2 separate regions of the Homo sapiens genome follow, and region 1 is linked to region 2. A link is a loop called in an ENCODE intact Hi-C map of the cell type or tissue named here. Cell type or tissue: OCI-LY7. All regions are shown on one strand. Links, peaks and the distances in the headings refer to the core of each region. The heading gives the core; the rest is flanking DNA.

Region 1 (5,000 bases), core at 1-5,000, 230 kb after region 2:
AGATACCGCACACTGGCTCATGAACAGAGCCCAGCCAGGTGAAGCATTTGGGAGAGGTGATAATAATAACAGCAAACACTTACTGTGGCAGGCGCCTGTCTAAACACTCCACTGAAGTTAATTCACCAGGATTCAGAAACAACCCAGTAAGGTAGGTGATAGGATTTGGCTGCGTCCCCACCCAAATCTCATCTTGAATTGTAGCTCCCATAATTCCAACGTGCTGGGGGAGAAACCCAGTGGGAGACAATTGAACCTTGGGGGCAGTTCCCCCATACTGTTCTCACGGCAGTGACTAACTCTCACAAGATCTGACAGTTTTGTAAGGGGAAACCCCTTTCACTTGTCTCTCATTCTCTCTCTTACCTGCTGCCATGTAAGACATGTCTTTCTCCTTCCACCATGATTGTGAGTCCTCCCCAGCCACACGGAACTGTAAGTCCGTTAAACTTCTTTTTCTTTATAAATTACCCAGTCTTGGGTATGTCTTTATCAGCAGTGTGAAAATGGACTAATATAGTAGGTATGCCTATCATCTCCATTTTAGAGATAGGAAACTGAGGCACAGAAAGGTTAAAGAGCTTGTCCAATATCATTGAAATAGTAGACAGTGAAGCCAGCATCTGGTTCTGGCCTCTGGGCTCTCAACCTCCACACCATGCTGGAGAGTGTTCCCTGCTGAACAGCAGCTCCTGCAAAGGCCTGGGCACCTGGCAGCAAGGTCCACCCAGGGCAGCCAACAGTGGTGAGGCTGGAGAGACCAGCAGTCAGCTTTTGTTCACTGACACAGCTATGGAGCGGGCTGACAGCAGTCCAACCATGCACCATGCGGGAAAGCCGGTCAGTTCTCTCCACTCCCCTGGCTGATTGACAGCAGACCCATAGACTCAATCCCCAAAGACCTAACCCTGATTCCAGCCCCAGCCTGAACCCAGCCTCGGTTTCTGCAAAACCTTCCCCAGTTAATTAGATACATGGAGATCATCCAACCCACCAGGCAGTTTTCCACACTCCCTCCTCACTGTCTGCTCTCACCCCTGCCTGGTCTGGTATCCATAATGCATTTTCACAACTTATGTATGCCCTTTATGGGATCTTTTAATATCTCTCCTCAAACCACACCTGGCTAATTTGCTAAGCACTGAACCAAAATCCAGAACCACCCAGCAGATAAATTAAGGAACAACTGTTTCCCTTTCAGGAAGATGGACCAAAAAAGTCACCAAACAGCAAACTCTTTTTCAATGCCAGTGCATTATAGAAGGATTCTATTTTTAAATCAATCCACAAATGTTTGTCCTATTGATTTTGTTGATTTGTTTATATATACCCTGTCTCATTCCACTAAAAAAAAGGCTTGTGCAAGTTTCAAAATACATGTAACAATTACAATAAATAGATGTAGAGTCAGGACAAAGAAAAGCAAAGGTAGGAAATAAAATAATGCAAGGAGTTTTATTCAGCTTCAAAATATCCTGTACAGTTTGCTTTGGTTGGGTAGCTTGCTGAGTTTGAGCTTCCTGGTGGCCAAGGCAAGGACAAGTGTATTCATTAAACAGATTCCTAGGGCTCCACCATCAGTGGGGGGGCCTGCCATTCACCCACCCCTGATGGCACAGTTGCTTATCTTTGAACACAGATGGGCAATGGTCCCCAAGGCCCAGACAAGCCACCTTCTCGACCAGCGATGTCCCTTCCCCTGGGCTCCTAGAAGTTCTTACTCTTAAGATAAGAAGGGGTGGGCTACCCTCTTTTGAAGCCTCCTAGGTTCCAGGCATTGTGCCAAGTACTCTATGTGTCTTAACTTACCTAATCCCACATCTATGAGGTTCAAATTTCCAGCTCCAACATCTACTTGGAACCCAGGTTCTTCCAGAAATTACTGGTTACTTAGATGTCTCAAAGTCACACCGAACTCACTGTGTCTAAGTTGACCCCTCATAATCTCCCCATCCACTCATCCAGTCTCTTTCCTGTGCTTTGGGGCTTAGCGAATGTCGCCACCATCCGGTGGCTCAGGCCAGACCTGATGAATCATCCTTATCTCTGTCATGCCCATAAAACACCTACTATCAAGTGCTGCCAGCCTTACCTCCTAAACAGTTCCTGAAGCCCTCACTTCTCTTTACTGCATCTGCACCTCCCTCCCTTGACTGGCCACCTCCTCTTGTGTGAGCCCCTCCAAGAACTTCTCACCCTGGTTCCTCACATCAACTCTGGTTCCTCTAACACACCCTTCACTCTGAAGCCAGAATAATCTTGTCAAGACATAAAACACATCTGACTTCAGCAATCCTGATTAAAACCCCTCACTGGCTTCCCCTTATTCTTAAGATGGAGACCACAGCCCTCAGAGTGGAGAACAAATTGGCTCCTGTCCACCTCTCCGATTGCACTGCAAATCACAGCCCTATTGGCTCTTCTCCAGCCTCACTGGCCACCTCCTCCTTCACTGTGCCTAGGACGCTCCTTCATGCCATTCTGCTCATCCATCAGCTTTTCCTAGCCATCACCTCCTCTGGGGAGCCTTCTCTGACCCCCGTCACTAGTCAAATCCTGCTTAAGCTTTCCTAGTGCCCCACACCTCCCCTTTGAGGCCCTCATCCCAGCTGGGAGGATGGGAGCCCCTCAGGCTGGCCTCACTGTCTGCACTTACACCCTTTCCATAACAAGCAGTTGATTAGCCCTTGATAATATTTGTTGAATGTTGTTGAATGAATAGATTAGAGGCTTGTCACAGACCAAATGATGGCTGCTAAAGATATCAGGTCCTAATCCCTGGAACCTGTAAATATTACTGTACTTGGAAAAGGGTCTTAGCAGACGTGATTAGGTGAAGGATCTTGAGATGGGCAGATTATCCTGGATTATTCGGTGGACCTTAAAAGCCATCAAATGTATCCTTATAAGAGGGAGGCAGAGGGAGACTTGAGACACAGAGGAGAAGGTGATGTGAAGACAGGGCAGAGAGAGATTGGAAGACACTGGCCTTGCAGACTGGAGTGACAAAGCCACAAGACAAGAAGTGCCACAGCCACCTGAAGCCAGAAGATGCAAGAAGCAAATTCTCCCCTCGAGCTTCTGGAAGGAGCACAGCCCTGCACACACCTTGATTTCAGCCCATTGGTAGCCGATTTGGACTTCCGGCCTCCAGAACTTTGGAAGAATAAATGTGCGTTGTTTTAAGTCACTAAGTTTGCAGTAATGTGTTACAGCAGCCAAAAAGACCTAAGGTGAGGCTCACAGATGATGAAACCCAAGCTCAGAGAAGCTAAGTTATTTGCCCAAAGTCACATGGCTAGTCCAGCCCTGCCCTCCCCTCAATCTTCTCCAGGAAGCTATTTAGAGAAAGTTGACTTTTCCAAAATGAAAACCCAAGTGGGGCTGAGGTTACTGGGGAGCAATGAGAGCTCACAGTCCCCAGACCAGGTGAGGGGAATTGGGCCCCTCTCAGCATGCACGGAGCCAGCTCGGGTCCTGGCCTCTTCTCCGTCTCTTGTTCTGAGGATCCAGATCCCAGCTAATCCCCTCACCTCGAACTCCAGGAGAGGACCCTTCTCAGGACTTGATTATTCCCAGCAGAGTCCCTCAAGAAACTGGGCAATGACAGCCAGGAATTATCCAAAAGCTCTGGCTTGATCACTCCTGAGCCACGAAGCCTTCTTGCTAATGTCTCCCTTCAGAAAGTTCCAGGCCCCTGCCTCTTTGTTTCCTCCTTCCCTTGCTCCTTTCCTTCTTGCCACTCCTGGCATCATGCAGAGAGTGAAGCCAGTATGGATATCACCTTGACAGCCGTCTTGCTAGGGGAAGCTAAGACAAGAACAGTGCTACGATGAACTGAGCGCAACATGCCCCAGGCACATGCTAGGTACTCTCACATGGCACACCTCAACAGGCTGAACAGCCAGGCAAGATAAGTGGTACCCATCTTGCTGTTGGGGAAACTGTGGCTTAAAGAGACCAAGAGCTCAGTTACCCAGCTAGGAAGTGGCCAAGTTGGGATTCAACCAGGTTTGCCTGACTGCAGATCTAGTGCTTTTCCCACCCACCCCATGATCTCCAGTCCCAGCCCAGGAGAAACTGCTTCTCCCTTAATAGAGAAGACACCCAGGGGTCCTGCTTTCTCAGCCTGTCTCCACCAAGTCTTCTGCCCTGAGTTTCCATTTATCCATCCAAAAAATGAAGCAACCACCCAACCTAGCCCAAGCCCACTCAAGGCAAACTCATGCAAATCAAATGCAATAATAGACGAGGAGCTGTTTTGAAAGTAAAAGTTTCGTGCCTGGGATTATTATTGTAAATACTGTATACTCAACTCTTGATTTCCCACACTAATGGGAGGGAGCAGTGGCGCAGATAATTAAAAATGTGTTTATATTTGGCTCTGGAATGTGTTTTTGTTGTCATATTTGGAGATGGGTGGGTCTGATGTTCTGGGAATTCAGTGTGACTTCATAATCCTTCTGAAAAAAAAAAAGAAAAAAAGAATAACAAATGCTTGTCTTGAGAGCAACCAGAAAGTCACTCCATGCTGAGTCTCAGCTGGTATCCCTGTCTCTGCTAAGAATGGCAGTGTCACCTCCAAGGTAGATGCAAACGCACCCAGCCTGGCAGAGCTTTGAAATAAATGACTATTGTTGCTTTAAACCACTGGATTTTCAGATGGTGTGTTATGCAGCAGTAGTTAACTAATACACCCCCAATTCCACATTCCTAGGAGGTCTGTGTCCTCTCCAAGATTTCTATGAATTCCTGGTCACGTTGGAGTCCAACTTCTTTTAATCCTTCCATCTGTCCCCCCGCCCCTCCTTTCCTCCCACATTGTTCCTTTCCCAGACCCTAAACCCATCTCTTACCCCTGATATTTCCCAAATAACTTACAAGGTTTTGGTGAGTGTAACAGACTACTGAGAATCTGGAGGCGATGGAGGAGTTTTCCTATCACAGAATCTCAGACGACTTACAGCTGGATGCTAAAAATCTCTGTTCTTAAAAAATAT
Region 2 (10,535 bases), core at 2,912-7,911:
GAGTCCCAGCTCCACAGCTGTCTGAGCCGTTTCCTCTTCAGCTGGGGAAAGTAGGGAGAGAATGAGACTGAGAAGATTACCAAGAATTGGCTGAGAGCAATTTCGCGGGTAGCCTAGAGGAGCCCCAAGGACTCCTGGAGCTTTTTGTCCCACTGATGGGGCCCTGGAGGGATGGAAGTCGGGTGGATCATCAGGACTTCTGCCCCCAGGGGGTGCAGGTGTGTATCCCTGGTTGTATGACCTTGGACAGATCACTGCCTCTCTGGATAGAGCGTCCCAGAGGCACATCTATCAAATGCTTTTCTAGGTCTTAGCCCCAGAGCCCAGAACTCCCAGGTTGGAATTGACAAGAATGTATTCCCTCCAAGGCTATTTAGTTGAGCACCTACTAGGACCTTGGCTTGGTGGAAGGTGCCCAGGGATACAGGGGGAATGAGAAAAGCACGGCTTTGCAATCTAGTCGGAGAGACATGGCAAAATGTAGATGAATACATCATTCCACATTCTGCAAAGAAGTGATTCTAAACCATGGGCGTGTAATGAAGGGGCAAGTGGGGTGCAGTACCGGGAAGGAATGAGATGCTGGGTGCCATTTAGATGGGTGGTCAGGCAGGGCCATCGAGGAAGGTGGCACTTGGGTGGAGAACTGAGGGCAGGAAGGAGCCCTCTGTGAAAGGGAGGAGGCAGATGTGGCCGACAGTTATCCCACCCTGCCCACTTCCTCTTACCCCTCGCTCTTCCTGGCAGTGCCAGCATCCTTGGTGCTTCCACAGGGCTTTCTCAGGGCACTGGAGACCACTCAGCCTGCACATGAGAAAGGTGAGAAGTGCCGGGGAGTTGACGCCACCCCGGGAGCAGCCTTGACCAATGACTGTTTATTGGGTGCATACCCAGCCCCCTCGTCCCTCCAGGGGGACAGTTCAGATGCATGCTCAGGAGGACAAAGTACAAGCTCCTCCTTCACCTCGTATGCCCAGCTCTCAGCCCAGGGCCTGGCACACAGTGGGTGCATAATGAAATGTGCAAAATGAGCGGGCAGTTCTGGGTATGCTCCTTGGCCCCTTGGGGGTGTTTCCTAATAGGTAAAATTAGAAAATGGGATAAGAAGGGGGGACATTGAGAAACTATGGGATGAATGCTGTCAACTCTCTCCCGGAGTTTCTCAGTGACCCCCCAGAATAACCTTGAGAAGGCACCCGTATTGGCTTCCTTCCCTTCTAGCTCATTCCATCAGCTTCCTGGGACCCCTTCTCACATAAACCCTTTCCTCCTAAATCCTTGTTTCAAGGTCTACTCTTCATTCCACCCTTCTAGGTTCTTGGCTGGGTCCCCGGTAGCAAAAGACGAATTCACAAGACAAAAGGATACAAGTCTAGTTTGTATACGTTTTAGGTGATGCAGGAGATTTTATAAGGAAATGAAGACCCACAGAAGTGGTTCTAGCTGAGTGTTTTTTGCTGGGTTGGATGAAGGGTGGGGAGTCATGGGAAAGTGTGAAGGATAGAAGGACCTGAGCTAAGGGCAGTAAACTGGGGACACTCAGCAGGGTGGCTTGTTCAGATCCCTTGGAAGTGAAGATGCTGCCTTCCTCCAGGTACAGAGAGGGAACCTCTCACGTGAAGGTCTTGTGACCTGCTTCAGGGAAAGGTCAGAGAGTCCTTCCTGCGCCTGCCATTTCTCAAATTCCATCTGCTTAAAATATTCAATATACCAAGGTGCCAAATTTGAGGTGGCGTGTCCTGAACCCCCTCCCCATGGAATGTGGCCATTCCAGAGGGCAGCTGTGACCTCCTTGGAGGTCCAAGTGAATCACAGTGAGGCTTCAACCACTCCGCCCACACACATGCTGTGTCTTCCATTTCCTGAAGCACCCTGAGGCCCTTGTCCCATTCGATCTGCTCAGGAAGCGATGAGGAACACTGGACAGATTTCACTGGCCTTAATTCACTGGTGCAGGGAATCTAGATTCGAGGGGCTCAGTGTATTCCTGCCCCCGACCTGCTATTGCAGATCCCTCCAACACCTTGGCCAATGCTCTTTGCCAACAAGGTCCTACTTGTCCTTTCAAGTTCAGCTTAAAGGTTGCTTCCTACAGGAAGTCAGCCCCAACTGCTCAAGCTCACCGACTGATGCTATGTCTTCAGAGTCTGCCCGCCCCCCCACTAGACTGGAAGCCCCATGAGGACAGGGACTAGGTCTGATGTTTTCACCACCATCCTCTCCCCAACCCCCAGGACAGCACCCAACCCTGGGCATGTGGTAGATGATTTGTAAATATCTGTGGGGTGAATGAGTTCGTGGTGAACATGGTGGTGGAGTCCTTTCAATGCAACACTTGCTGCTGGGGTGGATGAACAAGACACCTTAGGAAAGGAACATCCAGGCCCCCGTTCCTTCCCCCAACACTCACATCATTCATTCATCACAAAGGAATTGAGTAGTTACCATATATCAGGGACAATGATGGAGATAAAGTGGTGAACAAGACATAATCAGACCTGCTTTCGGGAGGTTTCTGATCTAGTGGGTGAGGAGAGACACACTACAAAAATGCCTTTAAAATAATAAGGAAAAACAGTTACAGTGTGTGATGAGTGTGGTGAAGGGAATAAGGTACAACTGTCCCTCAGGATCCATGAGGGATTGGTTCCAGGACACCCCCAAGCAGATACCACAATCCTAGGATTCTCAAGTCCCACATATAAAATGGCACAGCATCTGCACATCACCCACGCACATCCACCTGGATCCTTTAAAGCATCTCTAGATTACTTATAATACTTACTATCATGTAAATGCTAGGTAAATCATTGTTATACTATATTTTTATTTGTATTATTTATATTGTTGCATTATTATTTTTTTTCTCTGAATATTTTTGGTCCACGGTTGGTTGGATCTGCAGATTCTGAACCCATGGATCCGGAAGGCCAACTGAAATGTGATAGAGAGGGGTGAGAATAATGGAGTGAGGGCATTGCACAGCTCCTCATAGGAGATACCTGGAATGTATCTCCAGGAATCTGGAGACATCTGAGCACAGATCTGTAGTATAAGAAGCCAGCCAGGCAAGGTTGGGGCTTGGGAGGGCACTCCAGGTAGACGACATGGCAAGTGCAAAGGTCCTGGGGTGAGAAAGAGCTTGGTGTGATCTGGGAGCTGACAGAGGGCCATTGCCACCAGAGCACAGTGAATGGGGAGGTCAGCTGACGTTCACTCTCTGTGCCCTAGAAGCTGCTGAAGGGTATGGCATGCTCTGATATGCGGTTTGTCAAGCTCACCTTAGTTCCTGGGTAGAGAGGGTGGGTTGGAAGTGCCAGGGAACGAAGACAAAGCCGTCCACAGAGGAGCCTGGAATCTGACTTCCAGGTATAAAGTATTCAATATACCAAGGTGCCGTATTTGAGGTAGCGTGTCCTGAAGCCCCTCCCCATGGAATGTGGCCATCCCAGAGGGCAGCTGTGACTTCCTTGGAGGTCCGGGTGAATCACAGCGAGGCTTCAACCACTCCTCCCACACACATGCTGTGTCTTCCATTTCCTGAAGCATCCTGAAAGCCACAGGTGGTGGGGAACAGCTGGGCGGGGCAGGGTGGACCTGGGGGCCATGTAGAGAAAGCCAATGCTGGGCTGCACCTTTTGATGTATGTTTATCAGGAGGGAGACTCGGGAGAGCTGGAGTAAATGAAAAAAAGAGGCTGAGAATGCAGGGCGCTGGAAGAAATGCCACTTCCTTTATTACTCTGAGGTGCATCGGTTCACATGTACACTCAACAGTGCACAATAAGCGTTGGCTGCATTTGAGGCACATAGCTACGGTGCACAAAAGTGGCTAAAATCAGCCCCTGCCTCTTCGGAGCTTACAGCCTGTTCCTCTCCCTTCACGCCCGTTGGCCTATAAGCTCCTCCAAGGCTCAGCTATATCTTCTTCATCTCAGTAACCCCAGGACCTACTTGGCATTTAGAAAGGAACAATAAATATTTGTGGAATGAAAAGAGAGAAAGGGGAGATAAAACACGAGATAAATAGCTAACAATTCAAGTAATAAAGTGATCGCTGTCATAGAGAAGATTCAGATATAATACAATGATGAATCAGAGATGCAGAGACTGGGGAAATCAGGGTGATGCTGGCATTTGAAGTGGTTCTAGAGGCATCAGTGGGTTTTAGACAAAGAGGAGCTGGGAGCTGATTCTCTGGTCAGAGGGCCCCATGTGTGCAAAGGCATGGCAAGAGGAAATTGACCAAGTAGTGGCAAGACCACTCTATGGGCAGACAATGGCTTCTAAGCGGAAGCTCTCTGGAATCTGTTCAAATGAAAAAAATAAGGGATTGATTTTTAAATAGGCACATTAACTGTTTGGTTCAAAGAGCAGAGGGGTTTGTTTCCCTTTGAAAAGTTAAATGATCCTTCTACAATCTATTCATGTGGAGACCAAACTCTTTTTTTACAGTTGATACAAAGAAAAGTGCCATCTGACCCTCGTTGATTTCAAAGTCTGAATTCTCCAGCTCCCTTCTCCCTCTGTATATTTTCATGAAGCATACGTCTTCTTTCTCTAAAATATACCTAACAGGTGCTGCTTGCCACATGAAGTGGTCATTCATTTATTGATTCTTTTGACCACTCAGCAAACACACGTTGTTGTTGCCAGGCACTCAGCAACAACAAACACAGGCCCTGCCCTTATGAAACTAACTCTCCAAGAATACGCTCAGTTCCTGACCTGCTGGAAACCCGTTCCTCTCTCTCCCACCCAGAGTTCATCCAGGAGTGTGAATGAGAGAGAGTGGAATTGTTTATTTTATTGTTTTTAACAGATTATGCCTCTTAGCATTAGAATTGAAAGCCCCTGGCTTTCCACCCCAAGTGGGAACCTGGTCCCCCTCTCAAAATCAGGGGTGATTTTAGAAGACAGGGTTGCAGGTCTCCTCCCAGCCACTAGGGGGATGCTCAGCAGCCTTCAGCAGCCTTAAATTTCCCATCAACTGGCCAGTGGCTCATGCCTGTAATCTAGCACCTTGGGAGGCTGAGGTGGGAGGATCACTTGAGCTCAGGAGTTCAAAACCACACTGGGCAAAATAGTGAGACTTCTTCTCTAGAATAATAAATAAATATAAAATTACATATCAACTGAGCAACAAGCCACCCACTGGTGGTGTCTATACCACAGGCCAGCTCACTGACTGCCTGCATCAGGATCACCTTGGAAGTTGCTTTAAAATACCAATTGCTGAGCTCCACCAAGACAGAATTTGATTCAAGCCCAGAGCAAGACCTGGGGAACCTGGAATTCATTTGCTAAAAAGTCTTCCAGGTTAAGATATGGGCAGTGAGATTTGGAAAGCCCGCTTCACACAATCCCATCCACCTGCTCGGATGTGCACACTGGGGTCAAAGAATTCAATGGCCGGCACCAAGGCATAGATAATTCTAATTGTTGCTGGTCCCTATCTGCCAACAGGTGGTTATTCTAAGGCCCCTAAAGCCAGACCACTTTTAATTGAAGATGATGAAATAGCCAGGCCAGCCAGTGACCTAAGAGTCCATTCCCTGAGGCCAGAGTGAACTCACAGGCACCAGCCAGCCCTGGAGCTTGAGCTGCCCGCATACCTGGGCTGCCAGTCATTAGCAAAGCAATAATAGCTGGCATGTGTGGTGCACTCATTGGCCAGACCCTGGGCTAAACTCCTCAGGAAGTGAGGCCTTGCCTGCAGGCCAAAGGGAAGGCCAGGAGCAAGATGCTCTTTCTGTAGCTCCCTGGCCATGACACTCTCCCCAGAGATAGAGTGTGCGCATGCTTTCCAGCTAGAAGTTCCACTGGACCCAATCCCAGGCCTCCTACCCCCAGAGCTCTAATTAGGAAAGGGGGGCCCCCCTTTGTCAGGTCCCAGAGCAACGCTCCGCTCAGACTGCAGGAATCTGCTCTCAGCCTTCCTCCCTGGTTCTCATCTCTCTGACTAGGACCCTCCCTTCTTCATCTCTGGGTCCTCCATGCTCAGCCCAGCTCCTGGGATAGATGCCCAGGGCCTCCGTAAAGATTTGTCGAATCAATGGGCTGAAGGGTTGTATTCCAATGTGGAATTATCATTTCAAACAGTTAGCAAAACTCTTTCCCAACCCATCATCTGGTTTAACCTGTGGAGCACAGATCTCAGACTCATTGAATCCTGTTATTCAGATGCTGACATGGAAGAACGAGAGGAATGGTCACTTGTCCAAGGTCAAGCAGGTCGTGCAGTGGGAAGCCTGGGTTAACGCCCAAGCTGTGGCACTCCATGGGCCATTGGAGCCAGGTCCACTTGTGGGGCCCCTGGGCCATGGAGCATGGTGAGCAGGTCATCCAACAAATGGTAATTGTTTTGTTTGTTTGTTTGTTTGTTTGTTTGTTTGTTTTTGAGACACAGTCTTGCTCTGTCGCCCAGGCTGGAGTGCACTGGCACGATCTCAGCTCGCTGCAACCTCTGCCTCCCAGGTTTAAGAGATTCTCCTGCCTCAGCCTCCCGAGTAGCTGGGATTACAGGCACCCACCACCACACCTGGCCAATTTTTTGTATTTTTAGCAGAGACAGGGTTTCACCATGTTGGTCAAGCTGATCTCGAACTCCTGACCTCAAGTGATGCACCCGCCTTGGCCTCCAAAGTGCTGGGATTACAGGCATGAGCCACTGTGCCCAGCCCCAACAAACAGTAATTGATGCCCACCCTGTGCCAGGTCACTTAGTAGGGGAGACTGACACGTGAGCTTGTCTCTCCACCCCTACACACATGTGCGTGTGTACACAGAGGATCTACCCAGGATGCTTGGTCCCTCCAAGTAGAAAGTTGCCAGGATCAGTCATCACCTTAAAAAGAGCCACAGCTTGGCAGTCCCAGGCCCCTGGATGCCACAGCCAGGGAGAGCAAGTGATGCCTACTCTTGGCTCTGGGAGAGGGACCTGGGAAGCCAGTGCCCTGCATTTTCTCTGCTCTCTTGGCTGGTAGCATCAATTCCATTGACTAGAGGAGAAATCTGTTTAACCTAATGTGTTTCAAATGCTCCGCCTCAGTCCCCATGGAGCTGGGCACACTCCCCTGCTCCCCATCTTCCCCTGCCCCTGGCACCTTCTCACTGCCTCCCCCATACCGGCATTGACCTCTCAGGTTCCCACTTCTTCTCTCCTTCTTCAGGGGCTGCCTGGCCTTCTCTGCCTTTTCAAAGCCCAAAGGTGCTCCAGGCCCAAGCTCCAATGCTCAGCTTGACGCAGCAGCCCTCCCCAACCCTCTCCCCAGTGGCAGAATTGAACCTGCCTGCTGTGCCCAGGGAGCGCCCCATGCATTCCACTTTAGCCTTCTCCTGCTGGCTCCCACCTGTCCACTCGCATGTCTACTGTCTCCACCAAGGCCATGAGCAGCCCAGACAGGGCAGGGCTGATTCTTCTCCATGGCTCCTACCTCATGCATAGGAGCAAGCTCCACAGAGGACCGGCACCATCTCCCTAACTCTCTCCACCTCCTGTTACTGAAGGTGGACACTCTTCTCCTCTTGTTCCTTGACTTTCAGTCTTTGATTTTCCTTTTTAGAATGATATTCTTCTCTTCTTTCTCTCCCCCCTTTCCAAGAGCCCACTTCCTATTGCGGTGCCCTTTTCCTGCCATCCTGTGCACACAGGCTTGCACGGTGTTTTCATTCCCTCTCTCCCCATGCATTCTTGCATCTCTTGGCTAGGAGTCCCTCTGTGGTCCTCAAATCTCCCCTGCAACACAGACTCCAGATCTTGATGCCCCAGAGGCCCCTGGAACTTCAAGGAGGCTCCCGTTTCCAATTTAGAAGGAGGGTCAGGGGTATTTCTCCTTGGTTGGGTCTTGGGTTAGTGAAGACATTTGAGGCAGGGAATTGAGATGATCCCTGTTGCATCCACAGCTGCCACTGAGTTCTCTACCTACCTTCCCCCACTCTCTATTTGACCTTGGACCCACAAGGAGGCCACTGGAACTCCCAGAACACACCCTTCTGACACCAGCCTAGCTCCCCAGGGAGGGAAGCACTTGCAAAGCTGTCTGCTGCCCTCTGGTGATGCACTAGGGTATGGCAACTTGGGGGCTGGGGGTCGGATTTGGTGGGGGGCGTCTTGCCTGGGGCCCCCAACCACCAAGGATGGGTCTTGTTTCTCAAGGCTAGGGACCCTCCCTTATTCATCTCTAGGTTCTCAGTGCCCAGCAACGGGTCTCAGGAAAGGCTCGTTAAATTAATGGGCTGTCAGGTTATCCAAATATGGAATTATGATTTCAGCAAAACTCTTCCCCACCCATTGTTTGATCAAACCCTAGCAACCATCCTGTGCAGTGCAGATCTCAGACTCTATTTAGGGGGCTCAGGTGCAGCCCAGAGAAGAGAAGCGACTTGCACAAGAGCTGAGAGCTCCCCGTTAAGGCAGAATTTTCCTCCCCCGGCAGCCTCCCCAGCTGAGGAGGCTGAGCCCTATGCTCATGGAATAGGGTGGGGGCACTGGGGTCACCTGTTCCCACCTCTGGGTAGTGGCTTGCCTTGATCAGGGGCCTTCCAGAGACAGCATCTTCACCCAGAATCAGCCATCAGGAATTGTAGCCCAGTGCCAGGAAGCACCCTGGGGGGAGTAATGGGAAGTTAGTTCCGATGTTGAATGCACTTTGGCATGTTTCAAGCACCTCAAGTAAGGGCTTGACTTAATTATTCATTCGTCCTTTTAGAAGTGTTTGTTTATTAACTGTAGACATCGGGAGACAGAGATGAGCAGGACAGGTAAGTTCTCTGTCCCCATGGAGCTGACATTCCCAGGGCTATGCTAGCAACACAGAGAGAGGTGGGGAGGCAGTGGGGCTCTGCCAGGAAGAGGTTGGATATGGTCAGCAAGGGTGAGGGACACAGGCATCCATGTATTAAATCATCCAATCTGCAGGTGAGTTTGAGGACCACTGTTATAGAACATCCTTGGTCATTAGAGAGAACTTGAATTGTATTCTTAGAGTGATGAGGAGTCATTGAAATTGACCTCGGTTTGAGTTTTACACTGCCAAATGATGAAGCAGGGAGATTGGGGTGGGGTGTGATGGGGCTGGACAGGCGGAGGTGGAGAGAAGAAATGGGGATGAATTAGGAAGCAGACCTGGCAGCACTCGCTGATGGGCTGGAAGGGGGACACCAGAAAGTGAGAGAGAAGTTAAACGTGGCCCCTAGGGCCATAGCCATTGCATTTGGGAGGAGAGGGGCTCCTTCCTGAGAAGAGGTGACTGATGAAGACTTGCTCTGGCTGAGGGTGTAGGACAGAACTCACGAGTTGTTTGAATCAGATTAGACATGTCTGTTAGATGCCTGAGCACAGCCAGCAAGTAGGTTGGTGGAAACACAGGGCGGGGGAGAAGTTGTGACCACAGATACAAATATGGGAGCCACCAACACACGGATGCCACTTAAAGCCACCATCCCCTCCAGACTCGGGACAGATCTGCTGGCAGCCTTCAGACATCACCCAGGCCAATCCTCTCATTCTCCACCTGAGAAACCAAGGCCCAGAGACTGTGGATGACTTCCGTAAGGTCACACAGCAAGCCAGCCGCAGAATCAAAAGTCAACTTCTGACTCCTAAAGGAGAACTGTTTCCATTCCACAGTGCTCAATGCAGCTTCCCCCTGACCTGCAGCCTGCTGGGCAGAATTGCTGATATGGCAAATCATTTCTATGTCTGCAGTCAGGAAACCAGAGCTGTTGGAAATTATCTACACACACACATACACACACACACACACACACATACACACACACACACACATTATCCTTTTCCTTCTTCTAAGTAAAAAATCAGTAACCAGGCTGTCAGCTTTATTACTAATTATGCAAGTGCTTTATTGCTGGTATTTAAAAAAATTGAAGGCTAAAAATGTCCAGGAAAGACCCAATTTAGTAAACAGTTCAGAATAAAGTATTTGTTGCCGTGGTATTTCTTCACATTAGAATTTGCTCCAGGTGCTTCAAACCTTCTTTAATATATTATGGCAATCTAATAAAATTCCCAGTTCTGGGAGAATCTTTGCCTTGGAAGATAACTGTGTTTCAGGGAGTGAGGGTTAGGTGGAATTGAGGATGATCGGGAAGGTCTGGTGAGCCTGAAGTTCCTGGGAAAGTAAGGCTGAGAGAGGGCAGAAGATGAGTGGTTAAGAGACTTGCCTGAGGTCACAGTAAGCACTCAATAAGAGATAGGGAAGGGGATGGATGGATGGATGGATGGATGAATGGATAATGGATGGATGGACGATGGATGAATCGATGGATGGATGCATGGATGGTGGATGGGTGGATGGATGAATGGATAGATGGATGGATGCATGGATAGATAATGGATGGATGGATGATGGATGGATGGATGCATGGATAGATGGATAGATGCATGGACGGATGGATGGATGCATGGATGGATGGATGGATAATGGATGGATGATGGATGGATAGATGGATGGATTATGGATGGATGGATGCATGCATGCATGGATGACAGATGGATGGATGGATGGATGATGG

What was found. Hi-C counts contacts between places; a loop is a spot of excess contacts. Peaks named below come from ENCODE experiments on the same cell type or tissue, not always from the same donor. Only the 100,000 strongest peaks of a DNase experiment are listed, where the experiment ranks them.
Region 1: it touches region 2 in a loop (4-fold over the local background); 2 of 110 quality-filtered maps call a loop at or near these places.

What each region holds. Positions count from the first base shown.
Region 1 is chr1:18,529,116-18,534,115 of GRCh38, forward strand. No RefSeq gene overlaps it. Among named protein-coding and RNA genes, the nearest start is that of KLHDC7A, 51 kb to the left of the region's middle. In OCI-LY7, for the core only: CTCF peaks have their summits at 2,010 (motif pointing left) and 2,210; a DNase peak (open chromatin) is centred at 2,016; H3K27ac peaks cover 284 bases.
Region 2 is chr1:18,294,959-18,305,493 of GRCh38, forward strand. All of the region lies in intron 3 of IGSF21 (immunoglobin superfamily member 21), which reads left to right. It overlaps LOC124903863 (a long non-coding RNA gene), which reads right to left and starts at 3,373. Exons shown (of 2, transcript XR_007065516.1): 1 at 1-3,373. RefSeq lists enhancers at 1,447-2,333, 2,627-3,152, 5,157-5,784. In OCI-LY7, for the core only: CTCF peaks have their summits at 4,926 (motif pointing right) and 5,126; a DNase peak (open chromatin) is centred at 4,963.